Regions from separate parts of the Homo sapiens genome. Here region 1 is linked to region 2. The links are chromatin loops, found by intact Hi-C in ENCODE. Cell type or tissue: HepG2. All regions are shown on one strand. Links, peaks and the distances in the headings refer to the core of each region. The heading gives the core; the rest is flanking DNA.

The links. Peaks named below come from ENCODE experiments on the same cell type or tissue, not always from the same donor. Only the 100,000 strongest peaks of a DNase experiment are listed, where the experiment ranks them.
Region 1: a loop joins it to region 2, with 10 times the contacts of the local background. A loop is called at or near these places in 2 of 110 quality-filtered maps.

Annotation. Positions count from the first base shown.
Region 1 is chr6:63,303,582-63,313,705 of GRCh38, reverse strand. All of the region lies in intron 1 of LGSN (lengsin, lens protein with glutamine synthetase domain), which reads left to right. Among named protein-coding and RNA genes, the nearest start is that of LGSN, 11 kb to the left of the region's middle. In HepG2, for the core only: a CTCF peak has its summit at 5,677 (motif pointing left); a DNase peak (open chromatin) is centred at 5,675.
Region 2 is chr6:63,593,497-63,603,620 of GRCh38, reverse strand. No RefSeq gene overlaps it. Among named protein-coding and RNA genes, the nearest start is that of PTP4A1, 26 kb to the right of the region's middle. RefSeq lists enhancers at 4,880-4,939, 5,020-5,179. In HepG2, for the core only: a CTCF peak has its summit at 4,871 (motif pointing left); a DNase peak (open chromatin) is centred at 4,840; H3K4me3 peaks cover 1,838 bases.

The DNA of each region.
Region 1 (10,124 bases), core at 1,076-9,075, 290 kb after region 2:
CACCACCATGTCCAGCTAATTTTTATATTTTTAGTAGAGATGGGGGTCTTGTTATGTTGGCCAGGCTGGTCTCAAACTCCTGGCCTCAAGTCATTTGCCCACCTTGGCCTCCCAAAGTGCTGAGATTACAGGTGTAAGCCACTGTGCCTGGCTGTCTTAGCATTTAAATATATGCAAGTCTTCTCTACCTAAAAGCAACGTAAACTTTTCTTGAACCTCTATGTACTCCCCTGGTAGACATATTTTCTGTCTTCTTTACTTCATACTTTTGAGTTGTATTTCATATTTTCATTTGATAATATTTCTTGTGTGCCTGCTGGGTGTAGATCCTGGGCTAAACAACTCACATTCCTTTTCAACTCACTGGATCTAGCTGCTGCTCACATGCTTCCACCGTGACTGTCCTTACCAAGGCCTCCAGTGACTTGGGTTGCAAAATACAAAGGGCAAGTATTAATAACAATCTTATTTATCATTTCAGCAGCATGGTCCATTGGTACTTCCTTTTTATGTTTACTCATTAACTATGGTGGGTTTTTAGTTCTATTTATTTATTTATTTATTTTTACTGTGCACCATTTAAATGAACATCTCAGTTCTCTTTTACATCTCTTATTTTCTCAGTCCCTGTTCTTTCCCTTAATAATTCCAACCACTGTCAAGGCTATTTTTTCCTTCCATTTTGTCTTTTACATTTTGACCCTTATGGTCAATGCTTGCTGGACACCTCCAGATGACACAATCACCTTAGATTCCATATGCCCAAAACAGAACTCATAATTTCCTTTCTCAAGTCTTTGCTTTTTGGGTTTCCTAGTCAGAAATGTGGTTGTCATTTTTCATTCCTCTGTCTCTGACACTTCCTATATCCAGCTAGTTACCAAGCTGCGAAATCCACTTCCCAAGTATGTCTGCACTATGCTCATTTCGCCCGCTTCTCCAGAGCTATTCTCCTAGTTCAGATCAATGTAATCTCTACTCCAGATTACCCAAGTGGGTATTAGAGATATAAATAGTTCCTTGTTTTATGGTATCCTGACCTAGCTGTAGTGTTTCTCAATTCTACAAGGGACACTTAAATGTATACTTGGCACTTAAGAGATCATAATGCCTGGGACTAAAGTAATTAATGCCTTTTAGTTTGGAGAAAAAAAACTTATACATGGACGAAAGCTCTACTTTAATGATACTGAAAGTTATTTAATGAAGCATTAGGTGAGATCTCCAAAGGGATACTATATAATTTACCAATTATAATGAAGACAACATAACTATGAGTTATTTGAAGGGACAGAAAGTTTAATAAGGATTCTACTTTCATTGGAGACTTAAGAACATCAATCATCCATTAAAAATAGAGCTACTATATATGATTCAGCAATCCACTACTGGATATATATCCAAAGGGTGTGGAATCAGTATGTTGAAGAGATATCTACACTCCCATGTTTATTACAGCATTATTCACAATAGCTAAGATATAGAATTGACCTAAGCATCTGGCAATAGATGAATGGATAAAGAAAAAGTGATATATATACACAATGGGATAGTATTCAGCCTTTGAAAGGAAGGAAGCCTTAAACAGGCAATAATTAGCTTAGCCCAGGCATTATGATCCCTTAAGTGCCAAATAAAATTTTCTGTCATTTGTTAAAACATGAATGGACCTAGAGGACATTATGTTAAGTGAAATAAGCCAGACACAGAAAGACACATACTTCATGATCTCACTTATATGTGATGTGTAAAAAGGTTGAACTCAGAGAAGCAGAGAGTAGAATGTGGTTAACAGAGGGTGGGTGGTGAAGGGATTGGGGAGATGTTGGTCAAAGAATAAAAAATTTTATTTAGAAAGAAGAGTAGTTTCAAGAGATCTGCTGTACCACATGGTGACTACAGTTAATAATAATATATAAGAGGACCTCAAAAAGTTCATGGAAAATGTGTATTATAAAAACTGTGCGTGGATTTTAAAATATTTTGAACCAAAGTAAATTCATGCTAATTTGTTATGACATGTCTGAACAGGATATAGTTTGAGGCATTAAGCATAGGACATCAGTTTGAATACAGCATGTATCAGAGCAGCATGAATTCTGCTAAAATCAAAGCAAGAATGAACATCAAATTTATGGTGAAGCTGGGGTGGAAGAATGGTGAAATCCTTGATGCTTTATAAAAAGTTTGTGGGGACAATGCTCCAAATAAATCAGCAGTTTGAAATGGGTGACTCTTTTTGAGAAGAGATTAAACAATGTTGAAGATGAAGGCTGAAGTGGCAGATCATCCACATCAATTTGCCCTAATTGTTCATGCCTTGATTGAAGACGGCTGGCGATTAACAGCAGAAACAATAGCCAACACCATAGACATCTCAGTTAGTTAAGTTTACACAATTCTGACTGAAAACTTAAAGTACAGCAAAGTTTCTACTTGATGTGTGCCAAAACCATTGTACCCAGATCAATTGGAGATAAGAGAAGAGCTTTCAGTGGAAATTTTAAACCGGTATGATCAAGATTCTGAAGAATTTCTTCAAAGAATTGTAACAGGAGATAAACATGGCTTTACCAGTATGATCCTGAAGATACTGCACAATTACAGCAATGGCTAGCAAGAGGTAGAAGTGGTCCAGTCAAAGCAAAAGTGGACCAGTCAAGAGCAAACGTCATGGCAATTGTGTTTTTTGAGATGCTCAAGGCATTTTGCTTGTTGACTCTCTAGAGGGCCAAAGAATGAGACCTACTTATTAGGAAAGTGTTTTGAGAAAGTTAGCCAACACTTTAGCAGAAAAATGCCCAGGAAACCTTCACTAGAGAGTTCTACTTCACCACGATGATGCTCCTGCTCATGCCTTGCATCGAACAAGGGTAATTTTGTGAGCATTTTGATGGGAGATCATAAGCATCCAGTTTACAGCACTGATTTGGCTCCTTCTGTCTTCCTTTTGTTTCCTAATCTTACAAAAATCTGTAAAGGGGATTCATTTTTCTTTAGTTAATAATGTAAAAAAGACCGCATTCATATGTTTATCTTCCAGGACCCTCATTTTTAAAGGGATGCACTAAATGGCTGCTATGATTGCTTACAAAAGTATATTAACCTTGATAGAGCTTATGTTGAGAAATAAAGTTTATATTTTATATTTTTATCTTTTAATTCCATTTCCATGAACTTTTTGACATACCTTCATATTGTATATATAAAAATTGCTGAGAGAATAGATTTTCAGTGTTTTCACCACAAAAAATGGGAGATAATATATATCCTAATAGCTTAATTTAGCCATTCCACAATGTATACATATATCAAAAGATTATATTGTATACCATAAATATATATAATTTTTACTTGTCAATTAAAATTAATAAACATTTTAAAAGGAAAGGAGATCTAGGTCACCTTTTGTAGCCCTTCTGTCCCCAAATAAGAACATTAATCATTTTGTAATGGATGGCTACATCAAACCACCCTGCAGGTTAATTTTTGGTTGTGGCCAGAAAAGTAGGTAACTGTCTTATCAGGACAGGCTAGATAATCAACAGGAGCCTAGGAAAGAAGGAAACAGTGTGACCCCAAGAAATGATAAAACTAGTTTTGTACAGATGGAGATAGGGTTTGTATGTGAAAATTCCCAGCTGTGAAGGCTGGAGAGATTGTTGAGAGCCTGGATTATGCAGAGCCTTAGAGAATACCAATTTGAGTTTTCCCTGAAGGTGAAGGGAGAATTGTGGAGGTATTTTCAGCAAAGAAATAACAAAACCAAAATTGTGTTATAGAAAAATAACATGGCAGTAGTATGAAGGATGAATAGAAGAAGGGTAACATTGGATGCACAGAGAATGGCTAGAAATTGTGGAGTTGGTCAAAGAATACAAAATTACAGTTAAATAGGAATAATAAATTCAAGACATCTAATACACAGCATTGTGGCTATAGCTAATAATATACCTTCTTGAAAATTCTAAGAAAGCAGATGTTAAGTGTTCTCATCACCAAGTGATAAGTATGTGAAATAATGCATATTTAATTAGCTAGATGTAACCATTCCATAATGTATACATACTTTAAAACATTTTGTGGTATACATACATACAATTTTATCTGTCAGTTTAAAAAATTAAAGGAAAACGCCAAAAAAACCCCACTAGACAATCTTATAAAAATGGGCAGTTTTAAAAAGACACTTCAAAAAAGAAGATATTGAAAAAAATTGTGTCAATCCAGGTGACAAAAGATGGAAAATGGAAGAGCTTTATTTTTTTCTTTTTGAGATAGAGTCTTGCTCTGTTGCCCAGGCTGGAGTGCAATGACGAGATCTCGGCTCACTGCAACCTCTGCCTCCCAAATTCAAGCAATTCTCCTGCTTCAGCCTCTGGAGTAGCTGGGATTACAGGCACCCGCTACCACACCCGGCTAATTTTTGTATTTTTACTAGAGGCGGGGTTTCACCATGTTGGCCAGGCTGGTCTCAAACTCCTGACCTCAGGTGATCTACCTGCCTCGGCCTCCAAAGTGCTGGGATTACAGACGTGAGCCACCGCGCCCGGCCAGAAGCGCTTATTTTTAAATGGTAAATCACTTGAAAAGAATTGCCACGTGTATTTAACTCTTTCTACTTTCTCGTATGCTACTTTCACATTTTTACTATTATAATGAAGGTGGCACTGAACATACATGACGTATCTTGGATTATTTTCTTAAACCAAGTTGCTAGGAGTAGGAATACAAGGTTAATAGGTACGGATATTTTTAAAGTAATTAATACAAGTTTGTGATGTAGTCTTTGAAATAACACTTCTGTAAATATTTTAAGCACATTTTCTTTCTTTTTTCTTTGAAGAACACACTTAAAGGTAACTGAAGGCACATTCTTTCCTCTTTGACATATTCTTTTAAGTTTGATAATTATCGATCCCTTTTTCCACTATTTCTAACAGAGGTTAAAACTTGATGAAATTTTGATTTGCTTGTTTGCGTTTTCATGCACCTCTCTCATTAACAAAATCAGATGTTTGGTAAATGCATTAATGCCTACACCTCGGACTATAACTATTATATAGGGGTCAAAAAAAGTTTTTTTTTTTTGTATTGACATTAAAAAGGTAACTGTTAGAGAAAATTAAAACTAAATCAATAAAATCATTGATATTTAGAACCTAAATAACTCATTATTATATTGGAAAGAAATTTATTAGGTCAAATTAGGGTCTACATTTAATGCTTGGCAGTATTCCTTTAGGTTAAGCGTTTTTTAGTTAATTTGATCAAGTCACTGAGTTGAAATGCAAAATGATAAACTTATATTAAACCATATAAACACCATTTCAAAAGAATCACCATGGTGAGAAAAACATGAATTATGAAAATGTCTTGTAATGAACTTGAATGTAAGAGGAAACATTTTTTATGGCCATTCCCATGTATGAGACAAAAAGCCATCTGACGAAACGATAGTGGAAACATTTTTGAATTGTGAAAAGCTGCTCTGGTGAAAATATCAAAAGAATGAAAATCAACCTGTTGTAGCAGAAATTTGGGATTGTCCAAATTAAGCATGAATTAAATGTATATATTTATGCCATGCAATCAAAATGAAACTGCATATCTGTACTTACGCTCATGATTCTTCCAGCCTGGTTTACCTCACTCCCTATCTTCAGCTGAAATGCGCCCTCTTCTGTTTAAGGTTAGCCTATCTGAAGACTGAAATACTCTGCCTGTGTAGTAACAGCATTACTGTAGAGTCCAAGCCAGGCTATTTGGATCACACTGCCCCACTCTAAGAATCCTCGGACTGCTTGATATGCCTTCATGATTCTGAGAGGTTCCCCTATTTTATTGTGTTTAGAATCTGGAGCTTCTTAGATAAGGGAATAGTGCCTGACCCAATGAAAGTCACCTCTAGGCTGGCCAGGGCCTGTGAGGTAATCTAGAATGAGTTATCTTTCCACCAGAAATCCTCAGTAATGCATAGTGCCCAGGCAATATTTGTGGCTGACCTCTGTTTAGTACTTACCATGCATCAGGCATTGCTTTTCCAACATAATGGTGCCACCAGGGAGAGCTGCACCACTGAGTACTTGATAAATGGTCAAATATTTCTAAACTGATTGGTAAACAGTGGCTAACAAGAGCCTCTTAATGGTCCACTCTACCCAAACTTTTCTACCTGTCCTAGTATTTCCCTGGGGCTCTTGGACCTGTCCACAGCCCATCAATTAAAGAGTTAAAGAACTAGTACCTGGCCCTACAGGCCCTCCAGGACCTTGCTACAGCTTCCTAGCACCCCAGCAATGGTTGGGAGGATATCCTGGTGACAGTGTTCATTAAGAGTGTGCCAAGTACTTGGTGCTCTGGAGCCAACTGGCTGGGTTCAAATCTGAGCTTTGTCACTTATGAGACTTGTGAGCTTGGGTTAGTTGATTAGTCTTTCTTTGACTCAATTTTTCTCATCTCTGAAATAGGATGGTAATGTATTTATCACATGGGATATTTTTCAGACTAAATAAATTAAGACAAAGCATTTAGAAGAGATCTAGCACATAATAGGCACAATATAAGTGTTGGTTATTTTTATTAGATGTACTAATGGCTAAATATTTTTACCATCACCCTTTAGTACCACACTAGATACCACTGTTGGGGAAAAGACAGGTGGTCACTGCTGATACAGTTGTGCCTCATATCTCTAGAGCTGCTGCATATTCTGAACAGCATTCCGGTAGTTTTGAGACCTAGTTGTGTGGTAGTTGAGAAAGTTTATTTCTTTACTTCTTACCTTACATTTTAAATCAATTGGCAGTATTTAACAATCATGAAATTTCAAATAAAAATCCAGATTTCTGGCATGTTTTGAAAATTTGTAAAACTGGCAACACGAGGGCCACGTTTTAATATGGCAACAATTGTCTGGACTCCTGTGTTGGCTCCTTCCTGGGAAGGGCTATCAACTACTGCGTTCGCCCTCCAGCCCATTGTGTTTTTTTGTAATCTGTCTGCTATTTGAGTTTGCTCTCCTTGAACTAGGCTAACCTGAGCATATCTCTTTCTTTACAACATGGAGGCCCTTAACTGCCACAGCAACACTTTATTGCCTCTACTAGATTGTAATATTCTTTGTGAATCATGTTTTATGTTTTGTTTATTTTTATGTCTTTGATTTTGCCTTATCCATAGTAGGTTACAACTTCACTCTTGGGACTAATGAAGGTTAAACTGGTGGTGATGTGAATTAAGATGGGTTTTGCTTTTATACAGAAAAGAGTTATAAAAATACAATTGAAAAAGAATATATAATTGAAGAAGTTGAACAAGTTTTATGAGTTACACAGATCACACTATATAATAAAAACAGAATTCCATTTAAGTCAATTATCAAGCTATGGTGATGTAGGAAGCACCTCAAATAAAATACTTAGATTTGAATTCCTATTCTTCCTCAGATATGACCTTGAACAAATTACCTAACCCCTGTGGGTTATTTCTGCTTTGGAAAAAATGTAGGTGATAATAAATATTCCCTGTATGTTGTGGGTATTAGATGAAATATAAAATATTGTCTGGATATGGCAATGCTTTTAAAATGTTAATATTTTTATAGGTATTATTTTAAAGACTTTATTTTTTTGTTGTTGAGACAGAGTCTCACTCTGTTGCCCAGGCTGGAGTGCAGTGGTGCGATCTTGGCTCACTGTAACCTCCACCTCCTGGGTTTAAGCGATTCTTATGCCTCAGCCTCCCAAGTAGCTGGGACTACAGACACCAAATTAGCCATCAAATCTGGCTAATTTTTTGTATTTTTTGTAGAGATGGAGTTTTGCCATGTTGCCCAGGCTGGTCTTGAACTCCTGGCCTCAAGTGATCCACCCACCTCAGCCTCCCAAAGTTCTGGGATTACAGGCGTGAGCCACCCCACCTGGCTGGATATTATTTAAAAGACTTTAGGCAAATTAAATTTAACAGAGTTTGATTGAGCAAAGAATGATTTGAGAATTGGGCCTCCCTGAGAACCAAAATAGGTTCAGAGCGACTCTGGAGCTGCCACATTGTTGGATAACATTTATGGACAGAACAAGAAAAGTGATGTACAGAAGACAATAATGAGTCACAGAAACAGCTGAATTAGTTACAGCTGGGAGTTTCCCTTATTTGAACATGGTTTGAACAGTTGGCTGCCTGTGATTGGCAGGCATCTGAAATTCTAATTGGTACAGGAGTAGGTTATAGTCTGTTTATAAAGTTCTAGGCCAAACTTAAGATATGTAAGGAGGTAGCTTTATGTAAACAATTCCTCCCTTTGGGTCAACCTCTTAAGATTGAGAGGTTGACTGAAACCTTAGGCATTGACGTCACTCTCACACCATTGTAAATGGACTTATTTGGTCTCAAATTCCACTGGGAAATAGCAGTACAGTGGATTTTGTAAGGTGGGAATATGGAAACAGAATGAGAGAAAAATAACCTGATTGTTTACTTTAGGTTAATTTTTTGTAAGGGTTAGAGCAGAGGGGACCTCTTTATTATGCTGGGATCTCCTGTTTTCAGAAGAAAAAAAAACTGTACTGTTTTGGAATCTATCTTCTTCCTTAAAGTTTCACTGTGATTATGTTGTATTAGCATGAGTGATTTTGTTTTGATTTGGTCTGTTCTGTTGGGGTCTAATGCAAGAGTTCAGTCCAGAACAATGGTCTTCCATAATTTTGTTTAACAATTCTCTTCTTTTGGTCAGGTTCTCACCTAGATGAGAGTGTGACCAAAACTTAGGGCTTTGGTGCTACTTCCTATTACCATTATTTTGGGTTTTCTGTCTTAGCACATTATTGATAGGTTATAGTGTCTTCACGATCAGGCATTTCTTTGAGATTTTGTCATTCCAGTCAAAGATACCATCTGACATTCTACACATGGCTGTCTGCAAACATTTAAAACTTTGGAGAGAATATAGCATACCAGGGAGAATACTATTGTGACTGTCAGAATGATAATGATAATGACTACTATAGTGACTGGCAGGAGCATACCAAGAATTTGGAGTATGCTCCTTAGCCAAGGTTCCTATTAGTTCCTATTAATCAACTAAAGTTAAATAGATCAAAGAATAAGCCAGATGAAAAGTCTACATGTTTTAATTAAGCAGCCTGTTCATTAATCTCTTGTAACTGAATCTCTACAAAACCCAGTGTATTTATTCATGTACAATAAGAAGTGTAAGCCACTGCACAGATTTCTCCCTGTTCAGCCTGTAGGTAATCTAGAGCAATTTTATTATCTAGCACAACTTTAGCAAGAGAATTTAAAGAAGTCTGCTGCACAGCCACAGGTTTTGCAGTAAAATCTGCTGTACAGACTACTGTAAGGGATACATTTCTAATCATTACCTCATTTACTCCAAGCCATAGAAAAAGGGAACTAACAAATGATGCCCATCTAGAAAGGTGAAGGCCTCTTGGCAATGTTTTATTTAACCTAGGATGTACGTTAAAAGAAGTGGACTGATGTTCTGTTTCTGACTGATTATGGAGTAACAAAGGTGTCATTAAAATTCCTAGCCTACACTGGCCCTTCATCTTGCATCCATCAAGAGATAAGGTTGCTCATGTATAAGGTTGTCTGTGAAATCTAACACAAATAAAAATATACTTCACACACATAGGCCCCTTTTCCCACTGTGTTGTTCCAAGAGGCATAAGCAAGGCAAAAGTTAAGAAAGGTTAAGAATCTCACGATGGAAGAGAAGTCTTGTTCCATGATCTTGGGAAAGCTTTCTATGTCTAGGATGCCATCTGCTTCAAGGGAGAAAGTTCTCTGGTTAGCTTTACCTTAAGGTCTCTAACAAGTGTTTGGTTTCAAGAGGCTGGATGGGCCAGACTCAAGGTTCAAGGTCCCAGTATTTTACTGCAGTGTGAGTGGCAAGGGAAGTCTTTCTCTGATGGTGTTTCCAGAAGGCCCAGTCTCTAAGTTTTAGACCATGAAGGGTTTGACTGTACCCAGTCAGTGGATCATAAAAAGCTCCTTTTACCTAATGAAAATACACTTTGGCACAATGCATTGAAGCCTGCATTGTAGCATTTAGTCATATAAGAATTTAGGTGCAGAAGATACATAAGGTTCTATTATTA
Region 2 (10,124 bases), core at 1,447-9,446:
CTGCCTCAGCCTCCTGAGTAGCTGGGACTACAGGCACGTACCACCACACCCAGCTAATTTTTCTATTTTTAGTAGAGACAGGGTTTCACCATATTGGCCAGGCTGGTCTTGAACTCCTGACCTCGTGATCCACCCACCTCAGCCTCCCAAATTACTGGGATTGCAGGCGTGAGCCACTGTGCCTAGCCCTTTTTATTTTCGTACTTTTTGCTACGTGAATAGTGTTTCATAATGTACCCTTTTTATTTTCATACTTTTTGCTACGTGAATAGTGTTTCATAATGTAAAAAGATAAAAAGAAAAGTAACTAAAGAAGGTCCCAAGGGCAATTCTTTTTATTATTTCACTATTTTATTATTCTTTTTATTATTTCACTTTATTTTTTTCGTGATTGAAAAGTAACGGCCAGGCGCAGTGGCTCAGGCCTGTAATCCCAGCAGTTTGGGAGGCCGAGGTGGGTGAATCACCTAAGGTCAAGAATTCGAGACCAGCCTGGCCAACACGGTGAAACCCTGTGCCTAATAAAAATATAAAAATTTACTGGGCGTGGTTGCACACACCTGTAATCCCAGCTACTTGGGAGGCTGAGGCACGAGAATCACTTGAACCTGAGAGGTGGAGGTTGCAGTGAACCGAGATCATGCCACTGCACCCCAGCCTGGGTGATAGAGTGAGACTCCATCTCAGAAAACAACAACAACAAAAGAAAATTAATAAATGCTTTATTATAGAAAAATTTGAAGAGCACAAAACACAAAAAAAGACTAAAGGAAATAAGTCACTCATATTCCCATTCTAGAAGTTCTTATATTTCTGAAAGTGTAGCAAGATTCCAAAGCCACTGGAAAAAGTGAAAATTATAATAAAATCTAGTATATGCATCAATATTTTGATGCTTATTTAACTGTAATATTCTACTGATATATTGTGGTTTGCCTATAGTATATGGCCCATAAAATTGGTATATTAGATAGGCAATAAAGTGACTGCTATGGTTTGCAGGGACCTTTATCAAAATAAAACTCATTAATTCCAGTTATTTTCAAATAGGAATAGAGAGGGGATTGGTGGGAGTTTACAGACATGGGCATGGCTATTGTTGGTTGGATGTGGAGCCTTAGAAAAAACACACTGTCTTTCATTTGTCTTATTACTCACCAGTGGATATTTATAACAATGAAGATGAAATTCGGTTTAAACAGTGCTGAGGACAATTCAGAAGCACTAAAAACAAAATACATGTTAAAGGGTAGGTGCAGTGTGGCAGATTATATTTTCCAAATGTGGCCACAACAGTATCTTTTATCTCACCTCTCTTCTTACCATACATTTTCTTTCTTCCCATTGAGAGATGGGGTGTAGGTTATGACTTCTCCTCTCCAACCTGGGCAAGTCTTTGTGACTGCCTTGACCAAAAGCATATGGCAGAGGGATGCCATGTGACATCTAAGGATAGGTAATAAATATGCCACATGTTCACCTTGATCTCTAAGGATCACACTGAGGGATGCCACCCACATATAAGCAGCCTAAATATTCTGAGGCTGCCATACTTTGAGGAAGCCTAAAGTAGCTCATATAAAGAGACCCTGAGACTACTTGGAGAGAGATGCTTGACCTGCCCCCAGTTGCTTCAGCCCTTCATTGGTACAGTCAGTGTCTCACTACAATTGCATTAGAAACCCAAGCCAGAACCATCTAACCAAGGCTTTCCTGAATTTCTGACCCACAGAAACCATGAGAGATAAGGAAATGATTGTTGTTTTAAGCCATTAAGTTTTGGAGTGTTTTCTTAATACCACAATACATAAGTGAAACATGTAGAAAAGAGGATAGAAGAGTGAGTATAGTTAAAAATAATTTATTGTGTATTTCAAAATAGCTGCACAAGAAGATTTGAAATGTTCTCAACATAAAGAAATGATAAATGTTTGAGGTGATGGATATCCTGATTACCCTGATTTGATCATTATACATTATATGCATGCATCAAAATATCACATGGACCCTATAAATATGTACAATTATTATGTATCAATTTTTTTAAAACTATAAAACAGGCCATGCAAGGCAGCTCACACCTGTAATCCCAGCACTCTGGGAGGCTGAGGAGGGAGGAACACTTGAGCCCAGGAGTTTGAGACCAGCCTGGGCAACATAGTGAGACCCCATCTCTACAAAAAATAAAAAATTAGCTGGGTGTGGTGGTGTGTGCCTGTAGTCCCATCTACCCAGGAGGCTGAGCCAGGAGGATTGCTTGGGCCCAGGAGATGGAGACTGCAGTGAGCTATGATCTCACCACTGCACTTCAGCCTGGGTGACAGAGATAGATCCTGTCTTAAGGAAAAAAAAAAAAAATTGCTTCTCCTTCTCTGACTTGTCCTCTTTCACTCTCACTCTCCAATGAAAAACAAACAAAAAAGAGTTTGGGATCAGTTGCTAGCCTCCAGATTCTGAAATTTTGTTAGTACCAATTGGAAGCTTCCAGTTTCTTCTTTCCACATACATAGTCCCTTGGGTCTGGTCTCTGGTAGTGTTTTGTACCTCAAGAGGGAACAATTAACGTTAGTTGAACAGATGACTATTCTGCAGCAGCTGAGCATTCTTACCCTGGGTTTTCACCTGGCCAACATGGTGAAATTCCGCCTCTACTAAAATTACAAAAAAAAATTAGCCAGGTGTGGTAGCGGTGCCTGTAATCCCAGCTACTCAGGAGGCTGAGGCAGGAGAATCGCTTCAACCCGGGAGGTGGAGGTTTCGGTGAGCCGAGGTCACGCCACTGCACTCCAGCCTGACAGACAGAGTGAGACTCTGTGTTACAAAAAAAAAAAAAAAAAAAGGCCAGGCATGGTGGCTCATGCCTGTAATCCCAGCACTTTGGGAGGCCGAGGCAGGCGGATCACGAGGTCAAGAGATCGAGACCATCCTGGGCAACATGGTGAAACCCCCGTCTCTACTAAAAATACAAAAATTAGCTGGGCATGGTGGTGGGTGCCTGTAGTCCCAGCTACTCTGGAGGCTGAGGCAGGAGAATCGCTTGAACCCAGGAGGCGGAGGTTGCAATGAGCCAAGATCATACCACTGCACTCCAGCCTGGGCGACAGAGCTCGACAGAGTGAGACTCCGTCTCAAAATGATAGCAATAATAATAACACAATTTTTAAAAATGTTGGGTTTTCATAAAGTGAACCAACATTGGACGCCCTTGTATTCTCTTCATTGTTCTTCCCACAAACAGGAAGTATACTTACTTTGTAAGGCAGTACAGAATACTCTTCCCCTTAGAGCTTTGCCTAAAAGCTTTACTAGTTTCACTTTTTGAGTCATGACGTTTTCTTCTTGGCATAAATGATAATGTGCTGTCTTCAAAATACTAGACTACGTCTCTGAATTTTTTATCCACTGTATAGTTGAAGAACAAGTGTGATTAGTTTTGAGGTATTGCATATCATATAGTCCTAGGAATTACTTCTATATAGTATTATTATCATTCTTCAAATCTTGGAATTACTACCTTTAAAGGAAGAATAGAAAGCAGGATTTCCAAGGAGGAAGGATTAAAAATCAATTGGAAAATAACCAAATCAAACGTTAAAAAAAAAATTAAAACATTCATTTAACTAAAATTAGTGCAATAAATAACTGGGTAAATTTCCAAGAGTATTTGTCTAATAAAATCCATTATTACTCTTGTTTGTAAATCAAAAAACCCCAGTTTAGGGAACTAGTTTGGGCAAAAAATGGGGATTTGTTGGCTCATTTAAACAAACCCTGGCTGAGCACGGTGGCTCACGCCTGTAATCCCAGCACTTTGGGAGGCCGAGGAGGGCAGATCACCAGAGGTCGGGAGTTCAAGACTAGCTTGACCAACATGGTGAAACCCTGTCTCTACTAAAAATACAAAAATTAGCTGAGCGTTGTGGCATGTGCCTGTAATCCCAGCTACTCAGGAGGCTGAGACAGGATAATTGCTTGAACCCGGGAGGCGGAGGTGGCAGTGAGCCGAGATGTCACCATTGTACTCCAGCCTGGGCAACAGAGTGAGACACTGTCTCAAAAACCAAACCAAATAAAACCAAAAAACCCTATTAAGATCAGCAGTACAGTTAGCATCAAAGGTATCTGGAACCAGGAACTCAAACGTATTGCAGTCTTTCTCCCTTGTACCGTCTCTCCCCGCTTTTTTCTCTCTTTCCCCGTTTTTTGGTTTGCTTCTCTCTACTTTTTAACCTCAACACATTTAAAAGTAGAAGTTTCCTGTTTTTAATTCCTACTTCAGTCTGTTTTTCCTATCTATTGAATGTTTTAATTCCCATCAATCTTTATTTTTAACATCAATCTGCTTCTTCAAATTTTAATTTTTTAAATCCTTCTTAGCCTTTGAATTTTTGTCCCTAACCTTTACTCTTTGTCGATAGTGTGTGCTTATTACCAATTTATCTCTGTAAGAGGGAAGTACCAGAACTTAAAAAGAAGCATGGGCCTACAAATGTAAAGAAATTGATTTGCATTTATAAATAATGGAGACGGCAAGGTTCTGAGAAGTACTCAGCTGGTATTATCTCAAACTTGACTTTATTGATGATTTTTAACCACGAAATTTAGACTTTCCATAAGGATTATAACTTGCTTGTTTATCCCATTTCTTGGCTAAGGATGGGAACTACATTTCCCAGAATCCTCTTCCCTATATGGTTCTAGGTTAGAATTGAACAAAAGAGGAATGTGTATGAGATTTGAAAAGTGAATGAAACTGAAGCGACTGTGCTCAAAAGGTCATTGCTGTGAAACCGGGCGACAGGTAGAGACAGATGCTGCGAGTCCCAGCTTGTCCTGCTGTTCTCCATTCTGTGTCTTGCCTCTCTTGCCACCTGCTGGTTCGGCTGATCAATAACAGCCCCTGACCCAGGGTGTAGGCGATAGCTACACAAAGACGAACCTTTCCCCAGAGATGGCAATTTCGAGACCCTCCATGAATACGCTCTTTGCAGTCCCACTTTGGCAACTGGTCACGCTTGATTTCCTGGATTTCTCGGCCAGCTGCAGTTTGTTACTCACATCAGTGCTTCAGTGGACTCTTCAGCCTATTTCTCTGATTCTCTGACTCTCCCTTCCAGACCTTCACTTTTGCAACTCTTTTCATATTCGTGTAAGTCCTAATTCCTATAGTAAATTAGTTATTCTCATTATCATTACAGTGTCTCTTGGAACTCTTCGATCTTCGTGCTCGGCTGTCTTTATTGCTTCAGGTGTCTTCCCTGATAGTTGCAAATGGCCACCACAACCGAGCGTTCCCTACTCACCTGACGTTGCTCCAAGCAGCAAGCAAGCGCACGGGTACTTACAAGTCTTTCTCCATACAATCTTCTCTTGTTTCAGGAAAGAATGTTGTTTTTACCAGAAGCCTCTAACAGAATTCCCCTCTAAGTCTCCTAGGTCAGATCAGGCATCTTCCCCTGGTCACTGATAAAGGAGCTAAATTGCCATGATTGGCTCAGACTTGTGGTCCTGTCCTTGGCTGCACAACAGGGAACATTTTAAAACGTATTTGCACCCGCACCCAACTTGCAACGATTCTGATCGAATTGTTTTGGGGTGGTGCTGTGGCTCAATATTTGTAAAATGCTTTCGCAGAGATTATAATGTGCAGCCAGGGTTGAGAACCACTGCTTGGATCAAACATGATTCATTCTCTTAATATTTCACAGTGCCTGAGCAAATCAGTGTTCTGTATAAGGAAGAAGGTAGAAATGCTGAGGGATTGGCAATCAAGATTTATTCATCCAAATTATCTCATTCAAGCATGACCGATGGAATAGATGGAAATATGACTAAATTTCCCACTTGATTTTCATCATCTAACATCACTAAGAGTTACCAGAGTTTAAACAAGTTATTTGACTAAATCTAGGAATAATAATACAACAGCTATTCTCTATTCCTTAGTTACTGGAAGTAAAGCCATTCTGAATGAGCTACTAAACCACGTGGCACAGAGCTCAAGAAATAACTATTCCTTTGTGGGGCACCTAATGAATTAGCCTTATTTAATTACTTATATAATTAATTGCATGATTAATATAATTAATTATATAATTAATTGCATGATTAATATAATTAATTATATAATTAATTGCATGATTAATATAATTAATTATGGGGGTGGGAACATGGAGAGATGGTCAAAGGGTACAAAGTTTCAGTTAGAAAACATGTTTTTGAGATATATCGCACAGCATGGTGACTATAGTTAATAATGTATCTTTCAAAATTGCTAACAGGGCAAATTTTAAATATACCACAAAAAATGGTAAGTATGTGAGGTGATGGATTTAATTAGCTTAATTTAATCATTTTACAATACGTAGATATATCAAAACATCACATTGTACCCCACAAATATATATAATTGTCAATTAAAAACAATTAAAATCTTTAAAAAAATCCCTGTAGTTCTGAATTTGAGTTGGAAGTATCAGTATGATATTGTAACATTATTTTTTTTTTGTATTTTCATTATAATTAATTTTTTTTTTTTTTGTGAGAGAGGGTCTCACTTTGTCACCCAGGCTGGAGTGCAGTGGCAAGGATCTCAGCTCACTGCAACCACCCCCTCCTGTGTTCAAGCGATTCTCAAGGCTCAGCTCTCTGAGTAGCTGGGATTACAGTTGCACATCACCATGCTCAGCTAATTTTTGTATTTTTAGTAGAGATGGGGTTTTATCATGTTGGCCAGGCTGGTCTCGAACTCCTGACCTCAAGTGATCTGCCTGCCTTGACCTCCCAAATTGTTGGGATTACAGGCATGAGCCACAGCACCCAGTCTCAGTATAGTTTATTTTATACTACAGTTTAATTATCTTTATAGTGCACTTATTTTTTTCCACTTATTTTTTGAGACTGGATCTCCCTCTATCGCCCAGCCTGGAGTACAGTGTTGCAATCTTGGCTCACTGCAACTTCTGCCTCCCAGGCTCAAGCTGTCCTCCCACTTTAGCCTCCATAATAGCTGGGACTATAGGCACAGACCACCATGCCCATCTAAGTTTTGTATTTTTTGTAGAGAGGGGTTTTGCCATGTTGCCCAGGCTGGTCTTGAACTCCTGGTCTCAAGCCATCTGCCTACATCAGCCTCCCAAAGTGCTGGGATTACGGGAGTGAGCCACCATGCCTGGCCAGTATAATGCACTTACTTCTTAAACTCTGACTTTCTTTCTGCCACTTTTGCTTATAATTACATAATTTTTTGATATAATATTATAATATTTACCCTTAGGAGAGATCAGAATCATACATCACTCCTCACAGAAATTGAGAGACTTTTTTCCTGTTAAACAGCATGTTTTAGTGATTTCTCTATTGCCATGGTAAGGCAAGCCAGGTTAAATCAGAGGAGAATGTTTAAGGGAATGTTCCTGAAAATTGTCTTATTTCTTATCTTCACTTTTGTGCATGGATACAGAATTTGTGTCTATTTCATGAATTTCAGATTAACTTGTATAGAAAAGTCATTATGATGTTCTCTAAAATGCAAATGTGTTAGATTAATTTACAAACTATTTGAAAAGTTAGGCATTTCCTTCATTCTCCTTTCATTTAAAATTATTGCAAAAGCATAGAAATATTCAGATCATGTGGAGTATGTACATCCAAAATAGATAATTTAAAAAATTATCTTGATTCTGCCATTGGAATTTTTAAAACAACTTTACTGAGGTATAATTCACATACTGTATGGTTCGTCCATTTACAGTGTACAACTCAATGTCTCCCACAATATTCACAAAGTTGTGTAACCACCACCACAATCAATATTAGAATATTTTCATCACCCCGAAAAGAAATTCTGCATCTCTTAGCCATCACGGCCGCCCTCTTCCATGTTCCTTCACTTTCACCATTCCTAGGCAAACACCATCTACTTTTTGTGTCCATAGATTTGTCTGTTCTGGACATTTCATATAGATAAAGTCATACAAAATGTAGTTTTCTTTTTTAAAATTGTATTTTATTGGCCGAGCGAGGTGGCTCATGCCTGTAATCCCAGAACTTTGGGAGGCCGAGGCAGGTGGATCACCTGAGGTCAGGAGTTCAAGACCAGCCTGACCAACATGGCGAAATCCTGCCTCTACTAAAAAAACAAAAACATTAGGCAGGCGTGGTGGTGCATGCCTGTAATCCCAGCTACTCGGTAGGCTGAAGCAGAGAATTGCTTGAACCCGGGAGGCTGAAGTTGCAGTGAGCCAAGATCACGCCATTGCACTCCAGCCTCGGCAACAAGAGCAAAACTCTGTCTCAAAAAAAAAAATTGTATTTTAGATTCAGAGGATATGGTGCATGCTTGCTATGTGGGTATATTGGTGGATATTGGGCTTCTAGTTTACCCATTACCCAAATAGTGAACATTGTACCCAAAAGGTAATTTTTCGGCCCTTGCTCCCTTCCCACCCTCCCCTCTTCTGGAGTCCTCAGTGTCTATAATTTTCATCTTTATGTCCATATGTACCCATTGTTTAACTCCTACTTATATGTGAGAACATGTAGTGTTTGGTTTTCTGTTTCTGAGTTAGTTCACTTATGATAATGACCTCCAGCTCCACCCACATTGCTGCAAAGGATATGATTTCATTCTTTTTTGTGGTTATGCTTCTTTTTTAAAAGTATTTTTTTTACCTTTGTCCACTGAAAAGACCTGGAGATAATGACCAACCCAGTAAAAATAACATGTATTACGCAGACTGTGTTATAAATACCATTTCCAAATAAATGGAATTGATGCTTCTTGGAGGAATGACTGATTCTAGATATGGACCAGAATAAGTATATGATGAGGCTAAATCATCATGTCATAATAAAAAGCAAAGAAATGATCAATTCTACTGGGATCATATCAAAAACACATGGTGCCAACTTGAAGAAGCTGCCACTGTTCAAAGACAGGATGATTTGACCACTAATATGAATAATGGATTAATCTATTGCAATAGATTAAAGTGCAACAAATATGTTTAAAGCCATAAATTCATAATGATGCTTTAAAAAACCCTACTGATCATCTTCAGGGCACAGAAGGAAACCAACTCATTATTTTGAAATCTGATAAAGAACACATATCATACATTTATTCTGCCTTTCTTGTATGCATATAGATAATGAGGGGAAGCCAGGTGTGGTGGCTCACGCCTGTAATCCCAGCATTTTGGGAGGCTGAGGCGGGTGGATCACCTGAGGTCAGGAGTTCGAGACCAGCCTGACCAATATGATGAAACCCCCACTAAAAATACAAAATTAGCTGGGCGTGGTGATGGGCACCTGTAATCCCAGCTACTCAGGAGGCTGAGACAGGAAAATCACTTGAACCCGGGAGGCAGAGGTTGCAGTGAGCTGAGATCGCACCAATGCACTCCAACCTGGGCAACAAGAGCAAAACTCCAACTCGGAAAAAAAAAATTCCCAAAAAGGAGCTATCTAACACTATGTGCCTCCTAATAAAAGTGCCACCTACAATGCAATATTATCAAGCAGACAAAAAACTCTTAATCTGAACAAGTCTCTGTCATTACCAATTTACAGAAAATACAAGAGAGAGGAGCATGTTCAATAGCACCATTGAACTGTCAGAATCCATTTGAGAAAAAAGTTTTTAAAAATATATACATAAAAAAATCCACCCTGTGAATGCAGTCAGCAAAATCTAGAATATAGGATATCTACAGGACAAACAACCCAATTTTTTCAACAAATAAATTGCAAAAAAAAATTGAGAAAGAACCTATAAAAGAAATATACCAACCAGTTGCAATGTATGGAAATTATTTGAATCCTAAATTGAATAAACTTAAAAAAAATGAGATAAAGAAACTTGAGCAGTGATTAGATACATTGGATACTTGATTATATTAAGCAGTTATTGTTCATTTCTAAGTGTGATAATATGATGGTATGTTTAGAAAAAAGAAATTATTTTTTAGAAATCCACAATGAAATATATTCAGATGAAATGATATTGCTTCTGGGGTTTGCTTCAAATTATCTAGTATGGTGGGGGGTGTTGTATTAGGTATCTATTGCTGCATAACAAATTACTCCTACATTTTGCAACTTAAAACAACAAACATTTATCT